Linked DNA regions of Homo sapiens: region 1 is linked to region 2. A link is a loop called in an ENCODE intact Hi-C map of the cell type or tissue named here. Cell type or tissue: Calu3. All regions are shown on one strand. Links, peaks and the distances in the headings refer to the core of each region. The heading gives the core; the rest is flanking DNA. Region 1 overlaps LOC105373220 (a long non-coding RNA gene). Region 2 has its middle 170 kb from the start of ZP4.

The links. Hi-C counts contacts between places; a loop is a spot of excess contacts. Peaks named below come from ENCODE experiments on the same cell type or tissue, not always from the same donor. Only the 100,000 strongest peaks of a DNase experiment are listed, where the experiment ranks them.
Region 1: it touches region 2 in a loop (2.1-fold over the local background); 1 of 110 quality-filtered maps calls a loop at or near these places.

What each region holds. Positions count from the first base shown.
Region 1 is chr1:238,394,627-238,411,078 of GRCh38, reverse strand. The region is part of intron 3 of LOC105373220 (a long non-coding RNA gene); the gene reads right to left. Among named protein-coding and RNA genes, the nearest start is that of LINC01139, 83 kb to the left of the region's middle. In Calu3, for the core only: no CTCF peak of the experiment used is centred there; no DNase peak of the experiment used is centred there.
Region 2 is chr1:238,054,620-238,071,071 of GRCh38, reverse strand. No RefSeq gene overlaps it. Among named protein-coding and RNA genes, the nearest start is that of ZP4, 170 kb to the right of the region's middle. In Calu3, for the core only: no CTCF peak of the experiment used is centred there; DNase peaks (open chromatin) are centred at 7,361 and 10,741.

The DNA.
Region 1 (16,452 bases), core at 2,872-10,871, 340 kb before region 2:
TCCATCAAGGACCCCATCGTCATGTTTCCTTTTGTTAATATGTGTGTGTATGTAGAATTTCTACCTTGAACCAGAGTGTTGTGTGCCTCAAACATTATACTTTTTTTTTTTTTTTTTTGACGGAGTCTCACTCTGTCACCCAGGCTGGAGTGCAGTGGCGCAAACTTGGCTCACTGCAACCCCAGGTTCAAGCAATTCTTCTGCCTCAGCTTCCTGAGTAGCTGGGACTACAGGCACGTGCCACCACGCCAGCTAATTTTTGTATTTTTAGTAGAGACAGGGTTTTACCGTATTGGTCAGGCTGGTCTTGAACTCCTGACCTCGTGATCTACCCGCCTCGGCCACCCAAAGTGCTGGGATTACAGGTGTGAGCCACCGCACCAGGCCATTGTACCTCTTAAAAAGAAAATATTTATAGAAGAACCAAATGAACTAATTAACATTCTCCAGGTTATTGTGACTTAGGAATTAAAGATAAAATATTCAGTACTCTGAGAAAAAAAAAAAAAACTTACTAGAGTTCAATTGCTTTCTCCTCAATAAATGTGCAAATACAAATGTGTTGTTGTTTTTTCTCATTAGGTAAAACATTTGCCTAGAATACCTTAAAAGTTGCATTAATTGCTTTGGACTCTCAACAATCCAAAAGGAAGCAAACAATGGGTTTACTAAAGTCCTCACATTTAATATAGTGCTTGGGGGAAAATAATCGGTGCCATTTTAAACACAGAAGCACACTTCTCTGTTGCACTAGTTTGTATTTCTCTGGGGTAGGATCTGCAACTAATTCTTCTCCCTCTCCCCCGGCCGGTAGCTTGCACTGTGCTTTCCTTAAGAAAGTTATTAAATCAACATCTCTCAACAGATTGTTTGGCATGACTGCAGGAAGGTCTCATTCATCACTGTGGTCTGTATTACATAAGACATCTGGAGTTGATGATACTTATTCACACTCCCATAACTTCACAGCTAGCTTGAACCACATCATGAATTAATAAAGGATCCTGAGTCTCCTAGAGCAATAGATATTCAAGGCTTTCTAATTAGAATAATATTTATAAAGTTCCCACGCGAGTACGTGCAATAGGCATAAAACAGAATGTATTGAGGCAATTCTTAGTCCTTGGGGAGTAACATTTTAGCACAACATGCTTTAACTTACCAAAGGACAACAATACAACCAAGACAATTCTGTAAATTGTGATTGAAAAATACCTTTCTGTTGCCAAAGTTACAAATTCACTTTCCAACCTTTTTAAAAGAATGGCATGGATCAGCTTTAAGCCTGCTCTATGATCTTTGCATCTTGTAGCTCCACTTGAATTAATATTCCAGCAGTGGGAGTAGTGGATTCACAGGAAGGAAAAGCAGAAATGATTTCATTGCCACTAAATGGGTGACCTCAGAAACTGAAATGAGTCACCCACCTATGGCAGTCCCTGAGTGGCTGTGACATCCAAGTTGTGTAATCGTCCAGTGGGATCTTCCTGCCCACTGCAAAGACAAAACCAGTTCACTGAGACCATGGCACTGCAGTGAAGAAAGAGTATAATTGAGGCAAGGCCAGCAATACCACTTGGGAGACAGTTATTTACTTGAATCAATTTCTCACAGAAGGCTCAGGAGGTTAGGGTTTCTCAAGGATATTTTGGTGGTCAAGGCTAGGGAATGGGGAATGTTGTGTGGCTGGGAATGAAATCATAGAGGTGTGGAAAACAGTCCACACTGGCTGACTCAGCCTCCGGGTGGGAGCCACAGGAATGATTGAATCATGAATCCTTGGCCTGGGTAGAGTCAGCTGGTCATCAGAAATGCAAAAAGTCTGAAAAGACCTCTCAAAAGGCCAATGTATATTCTACAATAGTGACGTTATCTACAGGAGTAACTGGGGAAGTTACACATCTTGTGACTTCCAGAACAATGGCTGGTTATCATTTAACTACACCTACATCTTAGAAGAATTCAGGCCCCTCTCCTAATATTAACCTTGCGGACTTTTATTAGTTTTACAAAACTGATTTAGCTTTGGGAAGGGCTATCATCATCCTTGCTTTAAGGTTAAACTATAAACTAAATTACTCCCAAAGTCAGCTTGGTCCATGTCCAGGAATAACCATGAACAGCTTGGGAGTAAGAAGCAACATGGAGTCAACTATGTCAGATTTTTCTCACTGTCATAATTTTGCAAAGGTGGTTTCAGTTGAGGGAGATAGGAACCATCATCTTCCTTCAAAGAGCTTTACTGGCTACTGGTTCCAGATCCTAAAATCTGCTCCGTGGAACAGTTGCGTTGTTGTAATTGCTGTTTTTATTAACACAAGTGTAACTGGCTATGTCAAACTACACTTGGCATTTAATAAAGTTAATGGATGTCAATAAAATTGGCATTAAATGAATATCATTTCATATTCAACACTATGTGTCTTATGAAAGCTAGAGTTCTCTTTTTTTTTTTTTTTTTTTTAATTTTGAGATAGAGTCTTGCTCTGTCACCCAGGCTGGAGTGCAGTGGCTCATTCTCGGCTCACTGCAACCTCCCTCTCCCGGGTTCAAGCGATTCTTGTGCCTCAGCATCCCAAGTGGCTGGGATTACAGGTGCGTGCCATCATGCCTGGCTACTTTTTGTATTTTTAGTAGAGATGTGGTTTCACCATGTTGGCCAGCCTGGTATCAAACTCCTAACCTAAAGTTATCCACCCACCTCGGCCTCCCAAAGTCCTGGGATTACAGGTGTGAGCCACCGTGCCTGGCTTAGAGTTATTTCTAAGTGATAGAGACCAAGGCTATGATTAGATGTTTCAGGGTATTGAGAAGAGTATACAACCTAGAGTTATTTCTAAGTTGTATACTCTTCTCAATACCCTGAAACATCTTCTAATCATAGCCTTGATCTCTATCACAGACTACATGAAGCATCTGGCTGTTGTGTTTGGATTTGACTTGCTTCTTCTTTCCTGAGCCACATTAAAAAATAACTATCAGATATTTTTCTTTCTTTTCCAAAACTAGGCTCTTCGCTCTTTCTAGTCTCTTGCCTAATTTATGCTTTTAGGGTTTACAAATTTCTTATTTGTGTACCTCACTCCATCCTCTTTCTTCTGTCTGAAATGCTTTTTCACGCTTTATTTTCTCTTCCCTTTTGTTAGACTCCTGCCCATTTAGTGAGATGTTCCACCACTGTTAGCAAAGATACCTGTCTCTTCCTCTTTCTTCACCCCAATGCCCAAGGAGTGACACTCTCTAAAAGATAGTGACACTTCTCTCCTTCCTCAAGATTCCCCAGGGCATTACAAATATCCTTAATCAAACTTACCACAATCTGCCTTCTACCAGAGCCCTGTTTGTCCTTGTCCAAATTTTTTTTTTATTTTTATTTTTTGAGATGGAATCTCGCTCTGTCGCCCAGGCTGGAGTGCAGTGGCGCGATCTCGGCTCACTGCAAGCTCTGCCTCCCGGGTTCACGCCGTTCTCCTGCCTCAGCCTCCCGAGTAGCTGGGATTACAGGCGCCCACCACCACGCCTGGCTAATTTTTTGTATTTTTAGTAGAGATGGGGTTTCACCGTGTTAGCCAGGGTGGTCTCGATCTCCTGACCTCGTGATCTGCCTGCCTCGGCCTCCCAAAGTGCTGGGATTACAGGCGTGAGCCACTGCGCCTGGCCTTGTCCAAATTTTTTTAACCTTCATATGGAAAGGTTATTGATTATAAATTCTCTTGAGGAATGTACTGTGCTACACACATTATCAAAATAGAAATTATTAACTTGAATTGTTCTTTCCAACTTGGATTTGGACACATTATATATAACCTATGAAGCCACTCAAAAGCATAAACCTTAATGTAATATTGTTTGAAGTATTACAGTTTGGAAGAGGACAGGCTCTGGACTCAGATACACTTTTGGTTTGAATTCAACTTGGTTTTTTTGATTGCTCTGTGATCTTTGGCAAGTTATTTAACCATTATAAACCTAATTTACTTCATTGGTAAAATAACAGTAATAATATTATACTCAACACTAAGCTGTCTTGAGGATTAAATGGAATAATATATGTAAAGTATTATTACTACCACTAGATGAAGTTATTAGTTACTAGATAGTTGGTATTCATTATCATTTGACTGATTAACACTTCAAATATTTCTCAAAAATTCTACAAGGTGAATGACGTGTTTCTCACCTTTCATATTTTAATCAATATGTATGGCATTAGCTTGGGTAATAATAAAGAGAGAAAAGCTTATTGCTCACTGTTACAGGCTTACACTGTGAAAGTGAAAACTTGAAAGTGATAACTGAGAGGTAAACAAATTAGAAAAAAGAAAAAATGAGGCTGCAGGTTGAAATGTGCATCCTGTTCCCACTTTGATAAGCGTGGTGGAATTTTAAAATGTTGTAATATAACTCACAGATATCTACTTATTCAATCTGCACACACCGTGCTAGGAACTGTGGGGTTGCAAAAGTAAGACATCACATCTGCTCTTCAAGACTAGACAGGTCCTGTGTAATTTGCTGCCTTCCAGTGTTCAAGATCTTTACTTATATAAATTAGAGCATTACAAGGAGGTAAGCAGACAATAAAGGTGAATAGAACAAAGAGCTAGAACTGGCAAATTTAAATAGAAGTGAGTTTTTGCTAAGTTTATGTATCACATACATTTTAGTGAGATAGGGCTGAGGAGGGAGGAACTAAATTGTTTCTGAAACAAGACCATTTGTAAGAGTATCTGAATGGAAACCACAGATGAAATTACCCAGAAACACACCAAGCAACTTGCTTCTATTTACAGCTAGAAACAATGGTGTTCACAATTCTATCTCTCGGAACATTTGTTGAATTATACAAATGAGACAGCTGTAGTGCACTGGCCTATAAGACAATGGGTACAGAGAAGGCAGCCAGGGTTAGAAACAATCAATGCAATTAAAGGGAGGTCAAAGATTTGTGTCAAAAAAGAACAGGGAACAACAAGAATTTGCCTAAAAATAGTGAGAACCTCCTATTAGTAGCTATATATAATGCAGCAGATTATATTCATGTCTACTATATAATGCAGCAGATTACATCCTGTAATCAAAGTCATAGGAAAATTCATAACTGGGAATGACTTGAGTAATAGCAGATAGAAACATCTGAGAAAATATGAAAGGAATGGAAATATAAATAGTGAGGGAACCAGAGATGTATTGCAATACTGCTTTAAGGGACTATGGTAGATTCTTGTCTATTTAACACCTGCTCCCAAATCATACTGAGTTCACCCCAGTCCTTTACGCATCCTGACTCTAATAGTGCTTCTCAGCGTTATTCCTTTTTGTATTGCCTGATTCCATACATTTCCAGGAAAAGTTAATAGGTTATTCTTTAGCTAAAACAAAAAGCATTCAAATTGTAGTGTTCAGTTGGTTTAAAACCAAATAAGCATGCAAATCCAAAGGCTTAGCTTACAACTAATCATTTTGAATATGATCATGAATACAATACTGTTAGACGTCTACCAGAATATTCAGTTTGTGATGTTGTATGTGGACATAAAAAGCAGTAACCCCCATACATTATATGTTCTAATGCCAGTGAATAATTCAATGTAGTACTCAATAATCTTTCATGAATCAATCATAAATGCTGAGAAAGAAAGAAATGAAAAAAATCTGAGTTATTTGTATTTGTAGGACTCTTTTTTCTTTTATTATCAACCAGTGGACAAAAAGTTTAGGGGAGTTTTTTTTTTACAAATTTCATAAAGCAAAAATTTAGCATTATTTTTATTGAATTATGCAGTAGCACGGATTTAGAATGATAGCACTGAGGTCTGACTAATCTTAAGCAACTTGCTTAATCCCTTTAAAGTATAACATTTATATGTGAAATGGAGATACATTTGCATAATGTAGGTTGCAGCTTTGTTATGAGAATAGAATAAGCTCATGTTGTAAAAATGTTAACAAATCAGAGAGTACACCATAAGAAGATGTGAAGAAAAGATACAAAATTTTTTGGAGTCGTTCCTACAGCAAATATTTATTGAGAACTGTTCTGTGTTGCATAATAGTCTTAGACTTGATAGATAAACTAATGAACAAAATAGATGAAAATCTCTACACTCAAAGATCTTAGGTTCTGGAGGATGAAAGTAACAATAAACAAGTAAGTAAAACACATAGCATGTCAGACGGTATTAGCCTCTATTTTTAAAACAGGGAAAGGGGATAACAAACACTGAGGTTAGGGAGGTTTGCACATTTAAAGTGGGTGAAAGAAAGAGGGTGAAATGATATTTCACCACAGATGGAAAAAGATAAAGAATAAGTCATGCTGATATCTGATGGGAGAAAATCCCAGGCAAAGGAAACAGAAAATGCAAATGCCTTGACTTGGGAATGAGCCTCCTGTGTTCAGTGAGAGCAGGAAGACAGTGTTGCTGCAGCAGAACCACTGGGGAACTCATGTTGGCTTCATAAGTCCTTGGAAGCTCCTGTAAAGATTTGCATTTTCCTTCCCTGAGATGAATGCCAGCAGAGGATATCTAGGCCGAGGAGAGACATGATCTTTTTTTATATTTTAAAGGATCTCTCTGACAGTTGTGTTGATAAACTGAAATGAGACAAAGGTGGAAATAAGAAGATCACTTAAGATTTATTGCAAAAACCAAGAGGAGGGATGGTGGTGGCTTAGATCAGGATGGCTACATTCAAGGTGGTGAAAAGTGATTTAGACTCCAGATATACTTCTTTTTTTTTTTGACAGATTCTCTCTCTGTCACCAGGCTGGAGTGCAGTGGTGCAATCGTGGCTCACTGCAATCTCTGCCTCCCAGGTTCAAGTGATTCTCCTGCCTCAGCCTCCTGAGTAGCTGGGATTACAGGCGTGTGCCACCACGCCCAGCTAATTTTTGTATTTGTTAGTTTCACCACGTTGGTCAGGCTGGTCTTGATCCCCTGACCTTGTGATCCACCCCCCTTGACCTCCCAAACTGCTGGGATTACAGGCGTGAGCCACCGCGTCTGGCCTCCAGATACACTTTAAAAATAGGATCAAGAGGATATCCTGGTGGACTGCATGTGACCTTTGAAGAAAAGGTAAGAATCATAGATAGCACCAATGGATGGAGCAACAAGAAGATTGAGTAGTCATTTACTGAAAAGGGTGAAACTGAAAGGATTAGGCTTAAGAATTTGGATTTGAATATATAAATTGGAAAGGGCTGAAAAGATATGTAGGAGGAAACATTGACTGCACAATTAGAATTATTTGCTGGGAGTTCCGGGAAAGCGCCAGGCTAGAGCTGTATACTTGGGAGCCACCAGTTTAGAAAAAGCATTTTATAAAGCAATTAGATTGGATGTGGTCACCATGAGAGTGAGCATGGATAAAGGAAAACAATCAGAAATTCATGGACTCAACACTATGGTACTTGAGCATTTAGAAGAGATGAGGAGAAACCTGCAAAACCAGATCAGTAGGAGAAAAATAGAAGACTGTGATGTCCTGGAAGCCGAGTGAAAAAGAGTCTTTCAAGGGGGCCTGAGAGGTACTAGTTACATGCATCATGACGAGAAATCAAGTCACAAAGAGAAAAATTAATTATTGGATTTAGCAACATAGGTGTTAGGGTGATGATGAAAAGAACAGTTTGACAGAAAGAGAAAGAGGAAAATTAACTGGAATGCAATCGAGAAAGGAGACGAGTTAGAATAGTGAAATGCCATAACACTAACTCTTTCATGGAGTTTTGTTGCAGGGATTGGGGCAAAACAGATAGGACAAAGGCTGGAGGAAATGGAGTTTGTGTTTGCTTATCTGTTTTTGAGATGAAAGATGCTGCAGTATGCTTTTAGGTTGTTTGCAATTATCCAGCGGAGAAGGAAAATTCAATGAAACAAGGATGAGTTGCTGAAGAAATGGTCTTGCTCAGGGAACACATTAAGCTTAAAAGTGCAAAGATCAACCCTACATAGGGATAAAGACCATTACCACAGCATTAAGAGGACTGGCATAAGATACAGATGGTCAGATGACAGAGCACGAGGAAATGCTCCTCTGGTGCACTTTTGTCGGTGAAGTAAGAATCACAGCCACAAATTTCCATAGCTCTTGCTATGGTTTAGGCACAGTTCTAAGGGCTGTATTTTTAATAGTCTTTAATGCTCTTAACAATCACGTGAGGCATTGTTATTATCCTCAGTTTACAGAGGAGAAAACTGAGACATAGAGAGGTTAAATGACTTGCTTAAAGTCACACTGCTAGTCAGGGACAACCATTAGGTGAGAGAAAGGTGAAGAGAAGAGAAAGTATGAGAGGACTGCAGGGCCTACTGAGGCCCTCTGTGAGGTTAGTGTTCCTGAAATTAAAGGAGTGGGCCCGGCGCAGTGACTCATGCCTGTAATCCCAGCACTTTGGGAGGCCGAGGCAGGTGAATCACCTGAGGTCAGGAGTTTGAGACCAGCCTGACCAACATGATGAAACTCCGTCTCTACTAAAAATATAAAAAAATAGCCAGGCCTGGTGGCGGGTGCCTGTAATCCCAGGCACTCGGGAGACTGAGGCAGGAGAATCGCTTGAACCCGGGAGGTGGAGGTTGCAGTGAGCCAAGATCGTGCCATTGTACTCCAGCCTGGGCAACAAGAGAGAAACTCCGTCTCAAATAATAATAATAATAATAATAATAATAATTAATTAATTAAAGGAGTGGGTATAACATACTGTGAGGTAGAGAACATTGAGTTCAATCATGGACCGAATGTGTGCTTAATGTTTCATTCTCTCTGGTATAAATATTAATTTCCCTTTCTTCATTTGTAAAAATATTAAAGATTAAAAATAACAACATATGCTAACAGAGTTGGCAGTCTAAAAATATAATCTTTCCTCTGATTTTTATTATTGGTAGCAATGTTTCTTTCCATCATTTCAACTCAGACTACCTTTCCCTTGCCAGTTATATCTTTCGACTGTTCATTGGCTGACAGCCAGCAATTTTGCTTGATTTCTAAAGTTCAACTTTTTTCTTTAGACATATGTTTCAAGAGTGGCACTTAACTTTTGTGGCCTCTCCACAAATCAATGAGTAAGAACTTTTCACTCTTGATATGGTTTGGATCTGTGTCCCCACTCAAATCTCCTGAGGAATGGTAATCCCCAATGTTGGAGGTGGGGCCTGGTGGGAGGTGATTGGATCTTGGGGACGGAGCTCCCCCTTGGTGCTGTTCTGTGTGATAGTGAGTGAGTCTTGGGAGATCTGGTCGTTTAAAAAAGTGTGCGGCATCTCCTCCCACCCTCTTCCCCCTGCTCCGGCTGTGTGAGGTGCCAGCTCCCCCTTCGCCTTTTGCCATGATTATAAGTTTCCTGAGGCCTCCCCAGAAGCCCAGCATATGCCAGCATTACGATTCCTGTATGGCCTGCAGAACTATGAGCCAATTAAACCTCTTTTCTTTATAAATTAATTACCCAGTCTCAAATATTTCTTTCTAGCAGTGCAAGAACTGACTAAAACAACTCTCTTCTTTAATTTCACAACAGTTCAGTTCTCAGGCCTTCAGAGGATCGGCAGCCACATAACTGAAGCTGGAGTTAACTTGAAACCTGTGGAGGGGGCTGGCTTGCAACAAAATTGTTAAGGAGTTTTGACTCCTAGTTCCCACACTTCATAGAAACATTATGCATGAATTATATCCCTCCGGCAAGTAGGATTTGGCTGTCTGCCTCTCCACCTCGTAAGAGGAGCTTTTGCTTAGAGCTGGCTTATTTGCACCCTGGTTGAGTTTTCGAGCCCTATTGAGAAGTGTACACAGTTACTATACTCATGTTGGGTTTGGAAACAGTGCAGCAATGCTAGATTCATTAGTATCTGGGAGTACAGAGCCAGGAGCCAAGTGTGTCATAATAATGATAACAGAAAAAAAAAATCCAACTGTAAATTAACATTTTGGCAACTCTAAAAGTAATGCTGGAAAAAGAATATTTGTATTATAACTGAAAAATAAAGTAGAGATGAGTAAAAGCAAAAGCATAAAATCTTAAACTGTGACTGATCTGAATTGGGAATAGCTTGCTTACTCAATTTTACATTTCACCCTTCTTCATAGAGTTGAAGATCAGTTTATCGAATTACTTGTGGGACTATAGAGCTATTTATAGTCATCCATTGATTCAAATGAATCAAATATTCATTTGGCAGTAAAGTTATCTAGATTTCGTTATATTCATCTCAATTCAAAACTCACCCTTCATTATTTATTCTTCCATATATACTTTCTGATCACCCAACTACTGATTTTGAAGACATATGTTATGTGCAACACTGTTGAAGATTTAAAGACATGTATGCATTACTTAATTCCCTGTGTTGTATTAGAAATAACAGTAACACAATCTTCACAAGTAGATAATATTTTTAAACTTGTTTCCTACCAAATAGCATGGTAGTCAAGAGCAGGAACTGTGAGGGAAAACGTCTGATTCTGAAATCCAGCTGTGACACTCACACACTCTATTACCTCCAGTGACTGACTTGTGCCTCAGTTTCCTGAGCTGAAAAATGGGAAATACAATAGCTCCTACTTCAAAGAAGTATTAAGGACGGAATGAAGTAATATACATGAAGTACTTACAACACTGCATACCTGTGATGTCTAATAATTGAGTGTCAACATGATTGGATTGAAGGATGCAAAGTATTGTTCCTGGGTGTGTCTGTGAGGGTGCTGGCAAAGGAGATTAACATTTGAGTCAGTGGACTGGGAGAGGCAGACCCACCCTCAGTGCGGGTGAGCACCAGCTAATAAGCTGCCATCGCGGCTAGAATAGAGCAGGCAGAAATTGGAAGGATTTGACTTGCTGAATCTTCCAGCCTTCATCTTTCTCCCGTGCTGGATGCTTCCTGCCCTCGAACATCAGACTCCAAATTCAGCCTTGGGACTCTTGGACTTACACCAGTAGATTTGCCAGGGACTCTCGGGACAGACTGAAGGATGCACTGTCAGCTTCCCTACGTTTAAGGTTTTGGGACTCGGACTGGCTTCCTTGCTCCTCAGCTTGCAGACGGCCTTTCATGGGACTTCACCTTGTGATCGTGTGAGTCAATTCTCCTAATAAACTCCCCTTCATATATACATCTCTCATATCAGTTCTATCCCTCTAGAGAACACTGACTAATACACTGCTCATAATAAGTACTTAATAAGAATTAGCTGTTGTTTTTATAATTATTACTATGGCTTGGTTATTACTATCTCATTATGCATCCTTGATGCCTACCACCTTCTCTTGTGTTTGATGACCCTGAATCAAATGTGAGAGAGAACCCTAGTGGTGGAAAGGTGCCAGCGTCATCCAGATCACACAGAACCACTGGTGTAACAGAGCGCCTCGTCTTGTGTTGGAGGCGTACATCAGGATTTATAGACAAACTGTGTCTCTTTGGGGAAAATCATCAACTGATGCAGTACCAAGTGTGTGTCTTGGGGGTATCCTTTCCTGGGTTGAACCCCCTCTTCTTCACAATATCCTATGGAAAAAGTGTGTCAGAGGGAGAGTGCAGATAGAGGAGACTAAAAGACATTAAAGAGATTGTCAAAAGTCAGAGGATAAACTCTTTTTCAACAAAAACGCCATTTTGTGGTGCTTATGTCAAAATATAGAATCATTATCAATAATATTGTTTTATGAAAAGCAGTATTTTGATTTTTTTTTTTTTTTTTTTTTTGAGAGAGTTTCATTCTTGTTGCCCAGGCTGGAGTGCAATGGTGTCATCTCGGCTCACCGCAACCTCTGCTTCCCAGGTTCAATAAATTCTTCTGCCTCAGCCTCCCAAGTAGCTGGGATTTCAGGCATGTGCCACCACGCTCGGCTAATTTTCTGTACTTTTAATAGAGACGGGGTTTCTCCATGTTGGTCAGGCTGGTCTTGAACTCCTGATCTCAAGTGATCCGCCCGCCGCAGCCTCCCAAAGTGCTGGGATTACAGGTGTGAGCCACTGCGCCTGGCGTGATTCTTTCCTTGAAAAATATAGCATGACTATAGAAAAGTGAATTAAACATATTTGTGTTTTTACATATCTGTATATTTTAACTAATAAAATGACCAAGCATGTCATTGCCAGTCAGGTGAGGAAATAGAACACCGCCAGCGCCCCAGGAGCACACTCATTGCGAGCCCTGCCCAGGCACAAGGGACGTCGCTGCCCTCTAAGAGCACCATTATCTTCACGCTGCTGATGATCATGTCTTATTTTTTCTACATGGCTTCACCAATTAGATATGCATTCTGAATATGGATTTGTTTTGCCTCATTTTGAACTTTATATGAATGACTCATACAATGTGTTTTCCTTTGTATCTTGATTTTCTTGTTTAACATTATGTTTCTGTTTCTTTCCAAGTTGGTGGATTGATTTTTTTTTTTTTTTTTTTTTGTATTTTTAGGGAAGGGAGGTACAAGCCTGAAATGAAATGTATTCTACATCCAGTATACTGGCACATATATGTGAGATTTTCTCTATACATGTAGGGATGAATTTATTTTTTCATATTTTTCCATATTTGACTTTATTAGATAATGTCAGATAGTTTCTTGATGTAATTTTACCAAATACAGCAACAGTGGATAGTTTCACTCGTCCACGTCTTCAAGAGCATGATGTGTTTTAGACTTTGTACATATACATGGTCTGTTGAGATATTTATGGTATTTGGGGGGGTTAATTAACATTTGTTAATTACATGTTACCAAGCATTCTTTGGACTGCCTTTTTGGTGAAATTCCCAAGCAATTATTTGGCTCAATATTTCTGTTATGCTTCCTGACTTTTCTTCATTAATTGATTTAAATTAAACCAATAATTTGATTTGTAGGAGTTCTCTGTAGGATCTGGAAACTAGGTCAGTTATATGTTGCAGATATCATCCTGTGCCCAGTAGTTCATCTTTGTGCTCTATTCATCCTGTCTTTTGATGAAGAGAAGTTCTTGAGTACAATGTAGTTGAATTCATTACTCTGTTACTTTATGGTTCATTCTCTTTGTGCCTTGCATTAAGAAATCCACAATGTCATGAAGCATTTTTCAATATTAGATTTATAATTTGGGTTTTAACATTTTTCCTCATTGTTCTTTTTTTTTTTTGAGACGGAGTCCCGCTCTGTCGCCCAGGCTGGAGTGCAGTGGCACGATCTCGGCTCACTGCAAGCTCCGCCTCCCGGGTTCACGCCATTCTCCTGCCTCAGCCTCCCGAGTAGCTGGGACTACAGGCGTCCGCCACCATGCCCGGCTAATTTTTTGTATTTTTAGTAGAGACGGGGTTTCACCGTGTTAGTCAGGATGGTCTCGATCTCCTGACCTCGTGATCCGCCCGCCTCAGCCTCCCAAAGTGCTGGGATTACAGGCATGAGCCACCGTGCCCGGCCCTCATTGTTCTTTAAAATTTTATGATGAACAATTTCCAATATAGAGCAAAGTTGAAGTCAGTGAGCACCTGTATAGCTTCCATCTTTATTCTATCTTCCCATATTACTATATGCCTATTTACTTTTCTATCAATTTATTAATTATTCTTTTTGATACATTTCAAAGTAAATTGCAGATGTCAGACCTCCCCAGAGATAATCAGCGTGCATCTTATTAACCAGAATCCAATATTTGTTTAGTTTTATCATTAGATGTATATTTACTTAAATGAAATGAACACATCTAATGTGTACATTTATTGAATTTTGAAAAGCATATACACCTCTGAAACCCAAACCTCTATAAAAATATAAAATATTCCATGAACTCAGAAAGTAACCTCATGTTCCTTCTCAGCCAATCCTTCACCCACACTTCCAAAAAAATTACTGCTCTGATATTTTTCACCATAGTTTTGCCTGTTTTACAACTTTACATAAATGAAAATTTTCAGTATGAATATGTACCATTCAGCAAATCTTTTTAAGGATTTTATATTCTTCATTTACATTTTATGTGTATTTGTAGTTTGTTCCTTTATATTGTTAATAGCATTCTGTTGTATGAATATGCCACAGTTTACTATTTCTGACACTATTCATCCTTTTGCATGGATCTAAATTGTATCTGGTATCATTTTCTCACTGCCTAAAGAACTTTCCTTAACATTTCTTGTAGTACAGATCTGCTGGCAAAGGAGTCTCTCACCTTTATTTCACCTTCATGTTTAAAAATTATTCATTCTAGGTATAAAATTCTAGTTTGACAACCTTTACTTTTTTCTGGAACTTCAAATATTCTATTTTTTATTTTTTCTGGGTTGCACTGTTTCTGGTAATAAGTCAGATTATAATTGTTATCTTCACTTTTCTATAAGTAATTAGTCTTTTTTTCTGCCTCAGATATTTTTCTTTATCACATAGTTTAAGCAATAGTTTTTGTGACTTGGTGTGGTTTTCTTTATATTTATTCTTCTTGGGCTTTATTGAGATTTTCTGATCTGTGGGTTTTAGCTTTCGGCAAATTTGCACAATTTGGGCAACTAATTTTTCAAATGATTTTGGCCCCACTTCTTTTACTCTGGAACTCCAATTACAAGCATACTTTCCTTGTCTTCTTACCACACATTTTAATATTCTTCAATTTTATATTCTTCATAATTTCTTGTGACACATCTGTCATTTCTCTTATCAGCACATTCTAGTCAGCTGTTAATCTTTCTACTGAGTATTGAATTTCAGATTGATTGAAATTTTTATTTTCATTTCCAGACATTCTATTTTTTCAAATATGCCTAGTCATCTTATAAAGTTCTATTGCTGCAAATAAACTCAAGTTTATGTTTTTCCCTGTGTGCATAATAAACTAGTTGTTGTGCAATCTCTTACAAGTCCAATAGCCAGAGTCCTTATAAGTCTAGGTTTTCTTTTTATTGCTTCAACAGCTTTTCCTTCTTTGTGCCTCCTCAACTTCTCAATTTGAATTTATGTTTACTTTTTTCTTTATATTGTTCTTTAAGAATATATACGTGGGTATTTACCAATACCTAGGATGATGGATTCTTCTTTTATAGCAGGTTTGAACTTCCTTCTTTCAGGCTGTTGGAGTCAGTACTAGTCTAGACCCAGTTGAAGCAAGTTTACAGGGTGTCAAGTCCATGGACCATGGAGAGGTAGTGTGTGCAAGGGGCGTGAATTCACATTGGAACTGGATCTTTGCCACAACTACTGAGGTTATTTCCCTTTTCCTATTTTACTGTGCTCCTTCAGAATCAAATTATAGTGGCTGTCATTGATGTTCTGATCACATCCCATCAAAACTCATTTCCATTCCTGAAGTGGTTCTTACTCCATGACCCTTGATATTCCTGGGATCATGGAAGAGTGCTGGCATATTTTCCAGGCAGGCTGGTGATGCTCGGGACATGACAGTGGACAGTCCTGAGAACAACTCTCAATTGATGATGAATGAAAGTTGGGGCCGGGTGCTCACGCCTGTAATCCCAGCACTTTGGGAGGCCGAGGCGGGTGGATCACGAGGTCAGGAGATCGAGACCATCCAGGCTAACACTAAACCTGTCCCTACTAAAAATACAAAAAATTAGCCGGGCGTGGTGTCGGGCACCTGTAGTCCCAGCTACTCGGCAGGCTGAGGCAGAAGAATGGCGTGAACCCAGGAGGCAGAGCTTGCAGTGAGCTGAGATTGTGCCACTGCACTCCAGCCTGGGCGACAGAGCGAGACTCCGTCTCAAAAAAAAAAAAAAAAAAAGAAAGTTGGTGAAAAATAGTCAAATGTCCTTGTCCCTCTGAGGCATGTTCTGTGCCATCTCACAGGGCTCTGCAGTGGGATTGAGCTGCAGTTTCCCCGAGCAGTAATCGGTTGCCTAACATAATCTGTTCATCTACTTCCCTTTCTTAGCTTATATCCACATTCTCTGGAATTGTTTCTTGTCATTTGGTTCCCCAGGAAACAAACTCCAAGTCTCTGAGATTTTATATAAAAGAGGCTTATTGAAGGATCTGTGAAGGCAGATTAAGCAGAATTGAGCAGAGAGAAAAACTAAACCACAATGCAGTTTCAGCAGAGGCCTCAAATGACCCCACAGGGAGCTTCAGAATAGGAATGACCTTCAGAGATTTCTCACCTTCAGACAAGGAGGCCAGGCCTGTATATCCCCTGCAAAAACAAGTCACTGGATGTGGCTGATACCATGGAAGGGGTGACCATGGATGAGGAGCTCTCTTCAGCTGAGGGCAAGTCCTAGAGAGGCATTCACCTGAGAGACAGCTGCAACCCACACTCATAGATGTAGGGAGTGAGTGTGTCTTTCATGAAGGGGGAATATAGGTTGCATAACACAGCATCTGCCAAGGTTGCCAATAAACTATTTGTACTCAAATCTGCCTCTGTGATGGTTAATTTTTTGTGTCAACTTTATTGGGCCATGTGGTGCTCATATTAAACACTGTTTATGAGTGAGTCTGTGAAGGTGTTTCTGGATGAGATT
Region 2 (16,452 bases), core at 2,745-10,744:
TTCATAAAACTCTTTTTTGATGTAGATTTGAATTTTCTATACAGTTCTATTGTCTTCTTTTACTAGGACTGTTAACTTTTGTGATAAAATTCAAATAAGATTTTATTTCTTGGTAATTCTGGCTTTCCAAATTTATCTTTAAACCCTTGAGCAATCTATATATAATTAAGAGATTTCTGACATTTATTCTTAGACTAAGTGAATCAACCCTAGGATTTAGGCATGTTAACTTTACTTGTGTTGTGTTTTTAATCTCTCCAGAGTTACATGTAGATAGCTTTTATTTCTGTGCACTTAAAAATCCCATTTAGAAAATATCTACAAATTAAAATGGAGAGGAAATAGAAATGTATTTTTTCATGAACATTTTGATACACATTTCATCAAGTTTATTGATTCACCAATGTCTTACATCAATTTGAATTAAGCATTCAAAGAGAAGGGAGCATTCATTGTTGATATATATGGGCTTTTAGAAACTCCATCTTTTATAAATAATCAAGTTTGGGCCTCACAAATTATATTTTTATCATGGAAAAAATTTCAACTCCTCAAGGCATAATGTTGAACAGAATTGGATTATTTTCTTTAGAATTTCTTGAAGAGGCAAATGAAAGCTTATTATTGAATACATGTATTTTCTTGGAACATCAACATCAGTATACTGTTAGCAGCTATTGTATTTAAAAATAAAGTATATTTTTACTATCCAAAAAAACAGAAATATATATGAGTGAATTTGTACACTGCAGTGTTTTTTATAATTGCAAAACATCAGAGGAGTATTGTTTTAATTACACAAAGAACCTAAATGCCCCTACACAGGAGAGTGGTTGAGTAAACCTCCATGTGATGTAGTATTACACATATAAAGAAGGATGAGGAAGATCTCTATGAAAGGATACCAAGTGATTCCTGTGATATGATATTAAGTGAAGAAAGTAAAGTGCCCATACTATTGTAGACTACCCTTCATGTAAGAAAAGGGTAGAATAACATAGACATGTATCTGTTCATTTCTGTAAAGAAATGCAAGAAGTATAAACCAGAAACTAAAAAGAGTAGTTACCTATGGAGGGTAGGTGTTAACAGGATGGAAAAATGGAAAAAAGAAACAGGAATGGGTAGTGACAATTCTTTGAATATTCTTGTTTCATAGCTGTAATTCTTAAAACTTCTATAAGGTTTCACATATTATAAAATATCCCAAAACATGTAAACAGTTAAATTCAGCCAGGATGGAGAAAGAAAGACTCAACATAAAATAACGCAGTAACAAATGAGCCTAAATGAATGAATACCTTAATACCACTGAAGATGTTGAGAAAGAAAAGAATTAACCAAACAAAATATCTTTGGAAAACAATATTTTAATTAGACATTGTAAGGCTAAAGACAAAACTCTATACAAAAAAACTGTAATCTAATTAGTAACTTTGTTTCTCACAGGATTTTGGTTTAGCAATTCTAAAGCCATTTTATATTTATGCTAGGATTGAACAAGTAAGTAAATATAGGCGATAATTAGAGCCAAGTTTCTCATTGTTTGGGAACATATTCCTTACAAATAAAGAGTGAGGGAAGACTGGAATGAAATGTGTAGTGTGGGGGTTGGAATTAAAGGTATCAATTTGAAGAGAAGCAGGATACTTTCACAGTGTCAAAGTATCTCCTCCAAGATATTTATGAATTACAAAGTGAAAAGAGAAACTTCACAGTTAAGAAATCCAGCAGACACCACCTTAACCAAGTGATAAAGGTTAACATCACCAGCAGTAAGACATATGAATACCATGTGCCCTTGATATGATATACTAAGAACAGCACAGCCTGTCTGTGACATACCTGGCAACAGTGCCGCACCTCAATCGAATCGTGAGAAAACATTAGACAAAGCTAAGTTGAAGGGCACTCTACAAAGCAGCTGACCAGCACTCTTCAAAAGTGTCAAGGTCATGAAAGACAAGGAAGGGCTGAGAAACAATCATATATTGGAGGAGACTCAGGACAAATAACAACTAAATGCTATTTGAGAACCTGTACTGGATACCAGAATAGAAAAAGGACATTCGTGGAAAAGTTGGTGAAATTTAAATAAGGTCTATAGTTGTGTTTACACTACTGTACCAATGTTAATTTCCTAATTTTGATCATTGTGTTGTGGTGACAAAAGATATTATTAAGGGTAGTTTGAAACTCATTTCCTTAGATACCTGTTGGCTGGTTTATAAATCAGTTTTAAAAGCTAGTCTCCACTTTTATACCCTGATTGATTTCTGGGCTCGTGAGATTTTGAGATCTAGCTCAGAGTCCTGGAAATTTCCTAAAATTCTATGGATGCAAAAGTGGAGAACCAAGTAGCAGCTAATGAGAGGAGAAATGTGAGAATAGCGGTATTATCTGCAAAATTGCATCTGTAATTTAAAGGCACTAAGACAATACACTTCATCCAAATTAATTAACTGTGCTACTGGAACCTGAAAGTCCATCATTCACTATTAACGCTTTTTTATTTTTAAGTCCATCATTAGCTACATGAGCTAGACATAAAGTCTTTTGTTCTTTAATAAAATGTGAGACGAGATAACACATGAACTCATCATCAGCTATTAACACTTCAGTGTGTGTTTATTCATGATGCTCTTTAATGTGAAGACCACGTCCTTAGAATAGAATCCTGTAGGAATAGGGCTCAGGACATTCATGCTTTAGAAAGTGAAGGATACAGGGACTGTGCTCAAACATCAACTCACTTGGATGGTATCTGACCCCGTCTGGACTAGGTGGCCGTCAAGTGCTACACTCAGCCTCCTGGGATTTATATGCTGTAGCATTTAAGCGCTGTCACCCTCTGTCTCCCTGACTCCCTGGTGGCAGAATTTTTCCTCCATTTTAAAAATTTTATTTTTAGAACCTAGGATGATGCCTAATAGTTACAAGATATACAATATTACATTGTCAAATGATCAAGGGAAACATTTCATAGTCCTTAATCTTTCTAGTATAAAACATCAAACAAATTTCATGTAGAATATCTCTTGGTAGCTATTAATATTGTGAAATTGTCTTTGTTTTAAACACATTCACACATTATGATTAATGTATTTTAAGCATATTTATGTGAGCCATCTTTACAAATTCAATAATTCCTTTTCTAGTAAACACTAAAACCTATTAAATCAATAACATTGATTTATGTATATATATATTGATTCATAACCTAAATATATTTATATTTTATACACATTTATTTGCATGCTGTAAAATATAAAATTTAGATATATTTTTCTGTAACTTAATAGGTATCTTGGCAATTCAGAAAACAAATTTCTGCTCCAGAGCTGCTCTGACTCAGGCATCTGTTTCCTTTAGGTGTCTGGTTGAGAAAGTACTCAGAGGGTAGAGGATACTTGAGCAGGGTAGAGACCCATTAGACAATTTTGTGTGGAGGTCAATACAGGAGGTAAATTGTCTACTTTGGTTAGAAGGTGCCTGGTTTATTCACTGAGACTTGATTACAACAAAAGATAGAGTCACACAGATTGGAGTGATTTGGAAAGTAAAAGAAAATGACAAATATTCAGTCTAAACTTCCAGCTACTACTCAAGAGAGCATTAGGAAATATAAACAAGAAGACCTTCAAATAGGAAGAGCTTTACACAAAGTTCTTTTAAAAATAGATTTCTGGGATGGGCGTGGTGGCTCATGCCTGTAATCCTAGCACTTTGGGAGGGCAAGACAGGTGGATCACCTGAGGTCAGGAGTTCGAAACCAGCCTGGCCAACATGACAAAACCTCATCTCTACTAAAAATACAAAAATTAGTCGGGTGTGGTGGCGGGTGCCTGTAATCCCAGCTACTCAGGAGGCTGAGGCAGGAGAACTGCTTGAACCCGGGAGGTGGCGGTTGCAGTGAGCTGAGATCCTACCACTGCACTCCAGCCTGGGTGGCACAGTCTTGACTCCATCTCAAAAAAAAAAAAAAAAAGGAATTTCCTACTTCTATCATCAAATATTCAGGTATAAAATAGTTAAGTTGGTTAAATTTGCAAATCCCTATCTTTCCACTCAGTTAGCTGTAAGACCATACAAATTTAAATATCTTATGTGTTGGCTTTCAGCAAGGAAATATGAAACTGAGTATACAGCGTTCTTCTCAGCCACCAGCCTATTGTTCAGTGACACTTCCCTGAACTGTGTTAGACATGATAAAGGTTGCAAAGAACACTGCATAGCCTCATCCATGCTCATGGTAAGGAAAAGACTGAATGTATAGCAACAAAGAATACAAACCCATATGGGAGTTAAATTCCATCACAGTCAAGCAATTGTCACCTATGCTTATCCATGCACTTTATTCACCAGGACAGAAGCAATGAGGGGCTAAAAAAACAGATGCTCAAATGTTCAAGTCTAAGCTTCACGCCAACCTCCTCTAAAAAAATTCTCCCTCTCAAAAAGTTTGCTTAACTATCTCATCCAGTTCCCTTTATTATCAGCCCCCTTTAATTTCCACCATCCCTTTATCTTTCCACATAATTATTTTATCTATGAATATTTGATGACAGTTTGCAAGAAATCCATTTTCAAAAGCTCTTTTCAGAATATGCCTCTGAGTTTAATAATCTTAATGGGGTAAGCCTATTTTTAAGCTGAATAGCTCAAAGCCTTATTATCAATTCAAGTATGCTTATTTATTTATTTGGAATCACATTTCAGCAAGAAGAGTCTCTTAGAGGCCTTTCCTCATTTTTCTGAGCTGTAATTGCAATATTTCCGATGCTGAAAACTAAAATCAAGTTTAAATAATTTTGGAAGTGTAACTTTTTTCTAGCATAATTTTTTTATTTCATATCATTATAGAATGTAACCCCAAATGCTGCATCCTTATACAGATAAAGTAATTGTTGGGTGTAGCATTGCTATTGCATTTAAAAGAGCTTATGTCCATAAATGAAGATACCTTCTAGGATGTAAATTGTTCTTTTAAAAATGCAACAATTTTTTAAGATGTACTTAGCTGTATATAGCCAACAAAATTGAGTACAGTGGCTCTTTTTGTGCCTTTGTACAATAGACCATAACATTCTGAGACAAAGTCAAAGGGCAGGAGGAAGGGTTGGAAGATGAGAGAATGGAGGGTAGTTGGTAGAGGATATTAAGGGGAGGTAAGGTCTGAAATCAAAAGACAGGAAGACCTGAACAGTGAGTTGTAGGAGCTCTCAGATAACTGTGGAAAACATACACATAAATCCTTGTAGTATGAGGTAAACTCCATATATAGAACAGGCTACCCAGTGCATGTGAGGCATGTTGCATATTCTTTTCCTAATCAAACCTGCCTTTTCTTCTTTTCACTTATGCCTGCTGTGAAGATTCAGAGTCACCACAGACTCTGCCTTGCTTCTCACTCCGGATCCCACACCCGCATCTCCAGTTGTTTCAACTGGGCTTCTTTAGACAGCTGCGCATTTTACAGCCCATGCCCTATGCTGGTTCTTTGAATTTATTTGTCTTCTCTAAGCCTGAATTTGTATCACATGTACAACCTTACAAAAAAGAAGCATCTCCCTCCAAAGAAATTTACAAGAAATGAAAGAGAATAAAGTGGGAAGCAAAAAGTAGCATCATAAGAAGTCACCTTGAAGAAATAAATGGCAGTTGAAATGAAATGAGCAAAGGATATACTGGCTCTTGATGTACAGGATGCTCCCACCAAGTGTCAGGAGTTCCATTATACAGGATCACGTGTCTTTCTTTATGACTCCAATCCTATTACTTAACTTTGCAATAGGGAATATTAAAGTCATCGTAAAACTCTAAGTGCTACTTAGATTGAGTTTAAGATTTAAGAATTCATGGACAGGCAATACTTGGAATATTTAATTATACCCATGTCTCAGAATGTAAATATTTAGACCTTGTTATACAAATAATGTCAGAACCACATTGTAAGTTGAATACCATTCCTTCTTCTTTTCTACTCCATATCTGTTGGGAGACTCTACAGTAGACACTGGGAGACCAAAACTCCCACTACAACAACTAGAAAAAAACAAATGAGGTACAATAGTCATATTTTTAAAGGTATCAGAGATCTGTAGAAGTCACAAAGGTTAGATAAATTAAAATTTCAGTAAGCAGAGAATCTCTTGAATGTGAGCTATATGCATCTGCCAGAAAAACAGAACCCATAAGAGATAGATGCATTAAGAGATTTGTTACAGGAATTATCTTACACAATTGTGTGATGGGCTAATCAAGTCTGAAATTCATAGGGCAAGTGGTCAGGAAAGGAACTCACAAGAACTCCAAATAGAACTCCATGGGTCGAAGCTAAAGCTGTTGTATATGGGAGAATTATTTGTTCTCTTGGGAAAGCCTCAGTTCTGCTTCTAAGGCTTTCGGCTGGTTATGTCAGGCCCACCTGGATTATCCAGAATTATCTTCCTTATTCAAAGTCAACTGATTAGGTACTTTAATTACATCTGCAAAATCTTATCACAACACCTAGTAGTGTTGACTGAAAGACTGGAGACTGCAGCCTGCTCAAGTTGATACATTAAAAAAAAAACCAACATAGTCTGTCCCTTGTTAACTTTGCACTCTGCTAATAGTGCATGTGAATCATTATTCGACCCATGCTGCAATCACTTCTTACTCCACAGGACTGAAGCACAAGAAGATTCTCCCAAATCCCCTCAAAGGGTGGGTGACTTTAAGTAATTGGCAATACTTGGAGCCTGTCCAGAATCTGCTATTCTCTTAGCTCAAGAAGCACAGTCTTGATTGTCCCCATAGTAGAGGCCATAAAAGTTTTAAGTGTTTATGATTTATAATATTATAGGTATTTGTGATATAGTTCTGTGCCTATCTCTTCATTTTGAGGATTTCCCTTAAGATATAGGAAGGCCAATTTATCTACCTCACTTAATTTCATATAAATATATTGGGGAAATATCCTTTCAAATGGATAAAGAGGTTTCTTTTTCTCTTCAAAGATGACACAGAATATTTTTCCTAGAGAAAATTTACCTGGTGTTCTCCACCAACCATTACATGTTTTTGGACCATCCCCTGTTTTCTGCTGAAACTGCTCCAGTACTAAGTTTATATTAAAAAATATCTGTATAACCCAAAGCCAAATCTCTCAGAAAATGTCTTTCAAGGTTGTCAAATGAAGTAGAATCTGAGGGGGAAAAGGGCTTCCATCATTTATTTCCTTTGGGTATACATTTATTGAATATTCTGATGTCCATTTTGTCAATGTAGAGGCAGTCCACAAGATCATTTCCAGCTGAATAACTCAGGCTGCCTGGTATTGATCCACACTTCCTCCTGAGATCTGCACACCTGGCAGTGAGCCATGCAGACCGCTAAGTCAGAGGCACTGTCTCAGCCATTGGCAAAGGGAATGACTCAGCTGTGCATCAACCATGAGCTGGGTTTAATGAACATTGAAGCAGAAAATTTACCATCTGGCTGGCCACATGCATGCAGTGTCAAGCAAAACTCCATCAGCAGCACTCATTGCAGCTGAACTATAGCAAACCTGGTTGCACGCAGAGCCGGCACCGCATCATCTACACCAAACCCTGTGCTTAGCCCTGCAGTCTGTACAGCTCCACTTAACAATGACTCCACGGAGCAGCCCAGTTTGCAGTAGCAGGAGCCTCCATCAGCACCAGTAAAGGCCAGTCTCAATCTCACAGGCCTTCAGAACCCCCTCACACAGAGGATATACCCCCATGTTGAAAGACTGAACAGGTGTGCATCCAATTTCCTCATCTATCTGCCCTCACAATGAACCCCAGGTTTTGATATGCTCCAAAAGTGCATGCTCAAGAAGGGGATCACCTAAAATGGTAGGCACTTGATTTACTAAATCCAGATGACGAAGACATCTGTCTTCCTTACCCCTTGGAAGCCAACTTTTTAAAGGCACAGGACCTACTCTCCATTGGTGTTCTGATGCTAAAACTAGCCAGATCTGGCATTAAGTTTGGAGGCCGCCTTCACCCTCACTCACACAACAGACTCTGAGCCATCTGCTTCCAGAGAAAGATAGCTTTTCAAGTGACCGGGGGTACCCTAAAATAGTCAAGATCCCTTCACTGGAGCCGTCTAGCAGCTGGAGGCCTGAAGATCAGGCTAGATTGGAGTATTTGTAAACAGTCAGACTTACCTGGTCTACCTTGTTTCTAAAATCAGCAGCCGAGAAGGAGCAGAGGAAGGATGGAGCATGCAAAGTGGCACAGCTGGATAGTGATGGTCTATCCAGGGTGAGCAGACCCTGCCACTCGAAATACCCAAGGGCAACTGCAATGCCCACCACAGCTAGGGGGATCCATAGGAAACGAGCAGCTTGCGTGGAGAGCTACCACTGGCGCCTGGTCAAAGACCCCATCCCCACTTGTCTAAAGTCTCAGTCCACTGCATTTATCCCTCATGCCAAGTCTCCAACTTCCCCTCAAAGTTCCAAAGCTATTACCAGATCAACTTGTTGCTGGAGGGCTCAAGAGGCTCTGTGGATGCCAGTGTGATCCCAGGAGAGTCTCTGCATGCCAGTGAGACCCCAGCCCAGCTAGTTTCCAGATTCTTGACACAATCACAAGAAACAATTCAGAGATGAGTCAGAAGGAGGTGAAAGGCAGGAAGCTTTTATTGTAAAGCGAAAGTACACACTGAAGAGAGAAGTCCAGGCATGCTTGTGAGAACAAGTCATGCATACAAAGCTTGACTTTCTAATTTTATGAGTGTTTCTTTAACTGAAATGTGGAATAATCATTAGATGTTCTGGAAAAGGAGATGATTTCAGGGATGTGCCTGCACTCCTACCGCCCCTTTCTCCCCTATTTGGGTTTGCCTGGAAGAGTCATGGACATGTCACACGACCAGGATTTTGGCCATTTTCTCTCCTTATTTTGGATTTTCTGTTATCCTGTGGTTTCTTTGCCTAGTTTCTGTTTTAGCTGTTGTTTGAGGTTTTCCATTTTCCTGTAACTACCCAGTGCCATTTCTATCTCATGTGGACACAAATGGGGACATTCTCTTCCCTGAGAGGTCATTATCTCCATAAATTGCTCTTCTGCCCTAACAGCTCCACCCTTTCATGCCCTAGCATATGCCCAGAAGTATGTTCTAAGGCCACACCTAAAACATAGGCATCTATTGATTCTGCTCAGTGATTGGGAGGATGGGGTGTCTCTAACCATTATTTCATTTGTTCCACAATCCCGATCTAAACCACATTGTCATTCTGGTCATTCTGGCCAATGCTGCCAACTGCACCAAAGTAACAAAGAAATAAAGGTTCAGCCAGGTTCTCAGATTATCAAGAGTAACACATCAGACCCAGTTAACGTTATTTTCATCAGGGATAAATGATGCTATGAATCCATTTCGCCCCCCTGGTGCTTTCCTTGTTCTTCTTGGAGGTGTATCCAAAAGCTGGTGATTTCAGCAGCTTATATAGAATGGGAAATCTTCGAGGTGAGAGAAGCCTGGAATTGTGGGCTTAGTGACCATACACTATTTTAAACTTTCTTGGGAGAGATGAGTGAGACAGTGACCTCAAGAATTATTCTATTATCCTAAAACAAAATTTATAGTTGCACTATAGTTATAAACACCTTCTAGGTGAGGCACAGTGGCTGACACCTGTAATTCTAGTACTTTGGGAGGCTGAGGCAGGAGGAAGCTCAAGGCCAGAAGTTTGAGACCAGGCTGGAGAACACAGCAAGACTCCATCTCTACATAAAAAAAAAAAAAGGTAAAAATTAGCTGGGTATAGTTGTGCATGCCTGTAGTCTCAGCTATTTGGGAGGATGAGGTGGAAGGATCGCTTGAGCCGAGTAGTTCAAGGCTACAATGAGCTGTGATTGTACCAATGCACTCCAGCCTGACCAACAGAGCAAGATACTGTCTCTAAAAATAAAATAATTTTTTTCTTAAACTTCTTTACTTCTGTATTTTATTTCTTGCTGTGTCATTGGCTTACTTAAGGATTTGATGTATCAGTATGGGTTATGATTTGCCTTGTGGATGATTCTTTTTGTGTTATTTTTCTATACTTACAAATCTTTTTACATGCTATTTAATGAAAAAGATCATATAATGGAGAAAAGTAAGTTATTATTTAAATTTTATGCTTGACGGACATAGGGACAATAAAAGTACTTTTCAGAGTAACAAAAATGTTCAATATCTTGAAAGATATATTAGTGTCACAGGTATATGTATTTGCCAAAACTCATCGAATTGTACACTGAAGATCTGTGCATTTCCAATCGGAAAGTACTTAATGCAACAGAACTGTGTACTTAGAAAAGGTTTAAATGGCAATTTGTACATTATGCATTTTTAACCATAGTAAAAAATAGATCTGTGCATTTCACCATATGAAAATATATCTTAAAAGAAAGATATTTTAAAATCCTATCCTTGTGTTAATTGACCATCTGCAGAACGTAAGTGATTGTATATTATACACACTACTTCCAATCCATGCTGTCTGAACTCTGCCTGTGATATGGGATTTTTATCCTTTCAAGGTGTATTCTTTTCCTGTTCCATTCATTCAGGCACCCTACTAGCTGCCTGGCACTGCTTTCAGAGAAGAGTACCTTCAGGGAACCACTTCTGATGCTTCTTTCACCACTTCTAAGGATTGTATAGCTGCCCGGAAGTCCAGGCAGCAGTTTCTTTCCACAGCCACACTTAAGTGATGGAATGAGGACCCCATGCCATGCTCAGTAATGACTGTGGCCTTGGAGAAGGAAGTGTGCAGCTGTTCAGCTGACAAGTGTGAGATAACCTGACAATGAGTTACTGAAAAGCCTGCTCTCATAAAGGCTACCACAGCAAGGCAGTAACCAGTAAAGCTTTTGTGGTTTTTCATTTCTCACCTCAAGAAAAAAAAACATATATATATCGATCTTTTTGTAGAAAAAAATGTGTACATTGAATACAAAAATGCCTTTGTCAAATGAGAATGTTTTCAACAGGAGTTCACAACAGATAAGGCAACAAGTTAACAGTCTCAGAGTAAAAGAACAAGGGGAGGTCTACCTAGGAAAAAAATTGATATGGTTTGGCTGTGTCCCCACCCAATTCTCATCTTGAATTGTTACTCTCACAATTCCCATGTGTCATGGGAGGAACCTGGCGGGCAGTAATTGAATCATGGGGGCAGGTCTTTCCCATGCTGTTCTCCTGATAGTGAATAAGTCTCACGAGGTCTGATGATTTTAAAAATGGAAGTTTTCCTGCACAAGTTCTCTCTCTCTCTCTGCCTGCCACCATTCATCTAAGATGTGACTTGCTTCTTTTTCTTTTCTGCCTTGATTGTGAGTCCTCCCCAGCCATGTGGAACTGGGAGTCCATTAAACCTCTTTTGCTTCCCAGTCTCAGTTATGTCTTTATCAGCAGCATGAAAATGGACTAATACAGTAAATTGGTACCAGTAGAGTGGGGCACTGCAGAAAAGATACCCAAAAATATGAAAGCTACTTTGCAGCTGAGTAACAGGCAGAGTTTGGGACAGTTTGCAGAGCTCAGAAGAAGACAGGAACATGTGGGAAAGTTTGGAACTTCTTAGAGACTTCTTAAATGGCTTTGACAAAAATGCTGATAGTGATATGAACAATAAGGTCCAGGCTGAGGTGGTCTCAGATGGAAATGAGGAACTCATTGGGAAATGGGGCAAAGGTGATTCTTGTTATGTTCTAGCAAAGAGACTGGTGGCATTTTGCCCCTGCCCTAGAGATTTGCAGAACTTTTAACTTGAGAGAAATGATTAAGGGTATCTAGTGGAAAAAATTTCTAAGCAACAAAGCATTCAAGAGGTGACTTGGGTGCTGCTAAAAGCATTTAGATTTAAAAGGGAAGCAGAGCATAAAAGTTGGAAAATTTGCAGCCTGACAATGCAATAGAAAAGAAAATCCCATTTTCTAAGGAGAAATTAAAGCTGGCTACAGAAATGTGCATAAGTAACAAGGAGCTGAATGTTAATCTCCAAGAAAATGGGGAAAATGTCTCCAGAGCATGTCAGAGGTCTTCATGGCAGTCCCTCCTATAACAGGCCTGTAAGCCTAGGAGGAAAAAGTGGTTTCCTAGATTGGCCCAAGGGTCCCTGGGCTGTGTGCAGTCTAGGAACTTGGTGTCCTGTGTCCCAGCCACTCCGGCCATGACTAAAAGGGGCCAAGGTACAGCTTGTGCTGTGGCTTCAGAGGGTGCAAGCCCAAAGCCTTGGCAGCTTCCATATCGTGTTGAGCCTGCAGGTGCACAGAAGTCAAGAATTGAGGTTTGGGAACCTCCACCTAGATTTCAGAGGATGTATGGAAACACCTGGATGTCCAGGCAGAAGTCTGCTGCAAGGATGGGGCTCTCATGAAGAACCTCTGTAGGGCAGTGCAGAAGGGAAATGTGAGGTAGGAACCCCCACACAGAGTCCCTACTGGGGGTACCACCTAGTAGAACTGTGAGAAGAAGGCCACCATCCTCCAGACCCCAGAATGTTAGATCAACCTACAGCTTGCACTATGCACTTGGAAAAGCCTCAGACACTTAAAACCAGCCCATGAAAGCAGCCAGGAGGGAGGCTGTACTCTGCAAAGCCACAGGGTTGGAGCTGCCAATGACCATGGGAACCCACCTCTTGCTTCAGCATCAAGATCATTTTGGAGCTTTAAGATTTGACTGCCCTGCTGGATTCTGGACTTGCATGGGGCCTGTAGCCTTTGTTTTGGCCAATTTCTCCCATTGAAATAGCTGTATTTACCCAATGCCTGTACCCCCATTGTATCTGGAAAGTAACTCACTTGCTTTTGATTTTACAGGATCATAGGTGGAAGGGACTTGCCTTGTCTCAGATTAGACTTTGAACTGTGGACTTCTGAGTTAATGCTGAAATGAGTTAAGACTTCGGGGGACTGTTGGGAAGGCATGATTGGTTTGAAATGTAAAAAGAACATAAGGTTTGGGAGGGGCCGGGGACAGAATGATATGGCTTGGCCCCAGGGACAGAATGATATGGCTTGGCTGTGTCCCCACCTAAATCTCTTGAATTGTAACTCCCACAGTTCCCACATGTTGTGGGAGAAACCTGGTGGGAGGTAACTGAATCATGGGAGTGAGTCTTTCCCATGCTGTTCTCATGACAGTGAATAAGTCACATGAGATCTGATGGTTTTAAAAATGGGAGTTTCCCTGCATAAGCTCTCTCTCTCTTTGCCTCTTGCCATCCATGTAAGACATGACTTGCTCCTCCTTGCCTTCTGCCATGATTGTGAGGCCTCCCCAGCCATGTGGAACTGGAAGTCCATTAAGCCTCTTTTTCTTCCCAGTCTATGTCTTTATCAGCAGCATGAGAATGGACTAATACAAAAATGTTTTGGTTCTTTACTTTGTTTTCATTCAAATGCACTGGTATGTGTTCAAGTGAAGCCCTAGATTTCTAGCAGATATCATTTCTGAAGCCTTTAAATTTATCAGCTTTGATAGTGCTGGTTATGTTTAAAGTAATTTTTTTTCCTACATGAATTCAGTTGGTTGAGTCCTCTAAAATGATTCTCAGTGTCATACTCTGGTCCAGCATCTGGTCTGTATATCCTAAAACTGAAATTCTTCACTGATATAATATTTTTCAAAAAGAAAAAAAAATCAATTCTGTAGAAAAGTAGAATGCATACACTATAAAAACAAACGTCATTTTTAACCTGGGTCTTCTGATGTGAAAGTTTAAATTCACTGGCAAACACAAGTTCTCAGAAAAAAAAATGCAGATTAAAAAAATGAAGCTAAATTTTACCAGATTAAATTGTTTAAGAGTTGGCTTTAGGTTTTAAGATTTAGGACACCTAAAATTAATAAAAGAAAGAATAAAATAGAGCAAAGGTGTCTTAGCAAACTACATTTAAAAAGACTAAGAGGTTTTAGTTGACTATGAGTTCATATAAATAAACAGTGGTATAACATTGTTTTATACATATTAAATTAAAGAAATTGACAGAGGTGAGTCTCAATAATTTTAGAGGTTTATTTTGCTAAGTTGAGGACATGCTGAGGAAAAAGGAACACAAAATCACAGGCAATATCTGTGATTCATGCTTTTTCCAAAAAGGGTTCAGGGACTTCTGTATTTAAAGAGGAAAGAGCAGGCAGTAGGGAAAAGAGAAAGAAAAAATGGGGGCAAGGGTAGATAAAGGTGGCAAGCAGTTGCATTCTTTTGAGTCTTTGATCAGCTTTCTCTGAATTCACATTTTACATGTGAACGGAGAGATAAAGAAATAGCCAATTATGCATTCATCTTGTGCTCAGTGAATCTGCATTTTTACATAAGACAAAGTAAACATAGAGGAGAGGAAACAGTCAAATATGCATTTGTCTCAGGTGAGCAGATGGATGACTTCTAGTTTTGTCCTTTGTTCCATACCTGTGAACATAAGCTATTAATTTACTTTGTCAGGATGAAATTCAACACAACTGTTACAAGGTAAAGATCTTGGGGTCAGGCTGGGCACAGTGGCTCATGCTTGCAATCCCAGTGCTTTGGGAGGCTGAGGTCAGAAGATCGCTTGAGGCCAAGAGTTTGAGATCAGCCTGGGGAACACAGTGAGACTCCATCTCCATAAATATATATATATATATATATATATATATATATATATATATATATATATATATACACACACACACACACACACACACACACACATATATGTATACACACATATGTATATATATGTGTATATATATACACACATATATATACACATATATATACATATGTATATGTATATACATATATATATATAGAGAGAGAGAGAGAGAGCCAGGCATATTGGCAAGTGCCTGTAGTCCTAGCTACTCAGGAGGCTGAGGAGGTAGGGTTGTTGCTGGAGCCCAGGAGTTAGAGACTGCAGTGAGCTATGATTGTACCACTGTACTCTAGCCTGGGTGACAGAGTAAGACCTCTGTCTCTTATTTATATATCTTGGGGCCCACAAGGAATTTACTTGTGAGCAAACTGTGAGAGACGTATGTAGCCTTTTATCTTTGTAGCTATCTATTTAGGAAAAAATGGGAGGCAGCTTTGCATGACTCAGTTCCCAAGCTTGACTTTTCCCTTTGACATAGGGAGTCTGGGGCCCTAAGATTTTATTTTCCTTTCTAGATAGATAGATAAGCTTTTTTTTTTCAAATTACACAAAATAATTCTACAGTAACTGCATAATCTTTCATAATTTATAAGGAAGGTTCTTCTCATACTTTCCTCTGTTTAGATGATACTTGGAGAATGACATCTATTTCTGGAATTACATTCATTTTAAGAAAGATATAAACTAAACAAAAATACATTTCAAACAGAGTAACCAGAATTCTGAAGGCTCTAAAATTAAGTCATGTGAGGAACTATTGAAGGCATTGTTTCTTTCCTTGAACAAAAAAAGACAAAAGGGTGCATATTTTGTTATATTCACACATCTTAAGGGAAGATACTAGAGGATAGATTAGAACTATTTACATTGTATTAAGATATGAACCAGTATGACAACATTAAAAGGCAAAATGTAATATAAAAGACTGACACAGAAGGCACTAAATTCCCCTTTAGAAAGATAGTCATACATGTAGACCACAATTATATTAAACTGAAGGACAATTTTTCTTGATATAGAACTTCAGATAGACAGTTTGGGGATGGGGGATTCTTTTTAAAGGGGTAATTTAATTTCTGTATTACATTATTTCTTAATAGATAGCGATCATTCTTAATGTTGTTTTAGTATATATGCCTTTTTTCCTCTAGATAATTTTAAGATTTTCTCCCTATCTTTGGTTTTTATAAATTTGACTATAATGTACCTAGGTGTATAATTATTTGTATTCATCCTGATTGAGGTTAATTGGGCTCTTTAGGTGTGTGAGTTTAGAGTTTTCATCAAAATTAGAAATTTATCAGATATTTTTTCAAATAATTTTTTCTGCTACAATTTTTTCCCTCTTTTCTCTTCTGGGGACTCCAAAAACATGTTTTTTATACTGTTTGTTATTTTGTACTAGTTATTGAGTTGCTCTCTCTCTCTCTCTCTCTCTCTCTCTGGGTGTGTGTGAGAGAGAGATAGAGATTCAGCACAAATGAATTTCTAATGAATTTCTAATGTTATAATCACCCAGCAAGTTCTTCCTGCCTGCTGCACAGACAAAACCAGTTCACTGAGACTGTGGTATTGCAGTAAAGAAAGAGTTTACATGCCTGTAATCCCAGCACTTTGGGAGGCTGAGGTGGGCAGATCACAAGGTCAAGAGATTGAGACCACCCTGGCTAACATGGTGAAACCCCGTCTCTACTAAAAATACAAAAATTAGTTGGGTGTGGTGGTGTGTGTCTGTAATCCCAGCTACTCGGGAGGCTGAGGCAAGAGAATTGCTTGAACCCAGGAGGCAGAG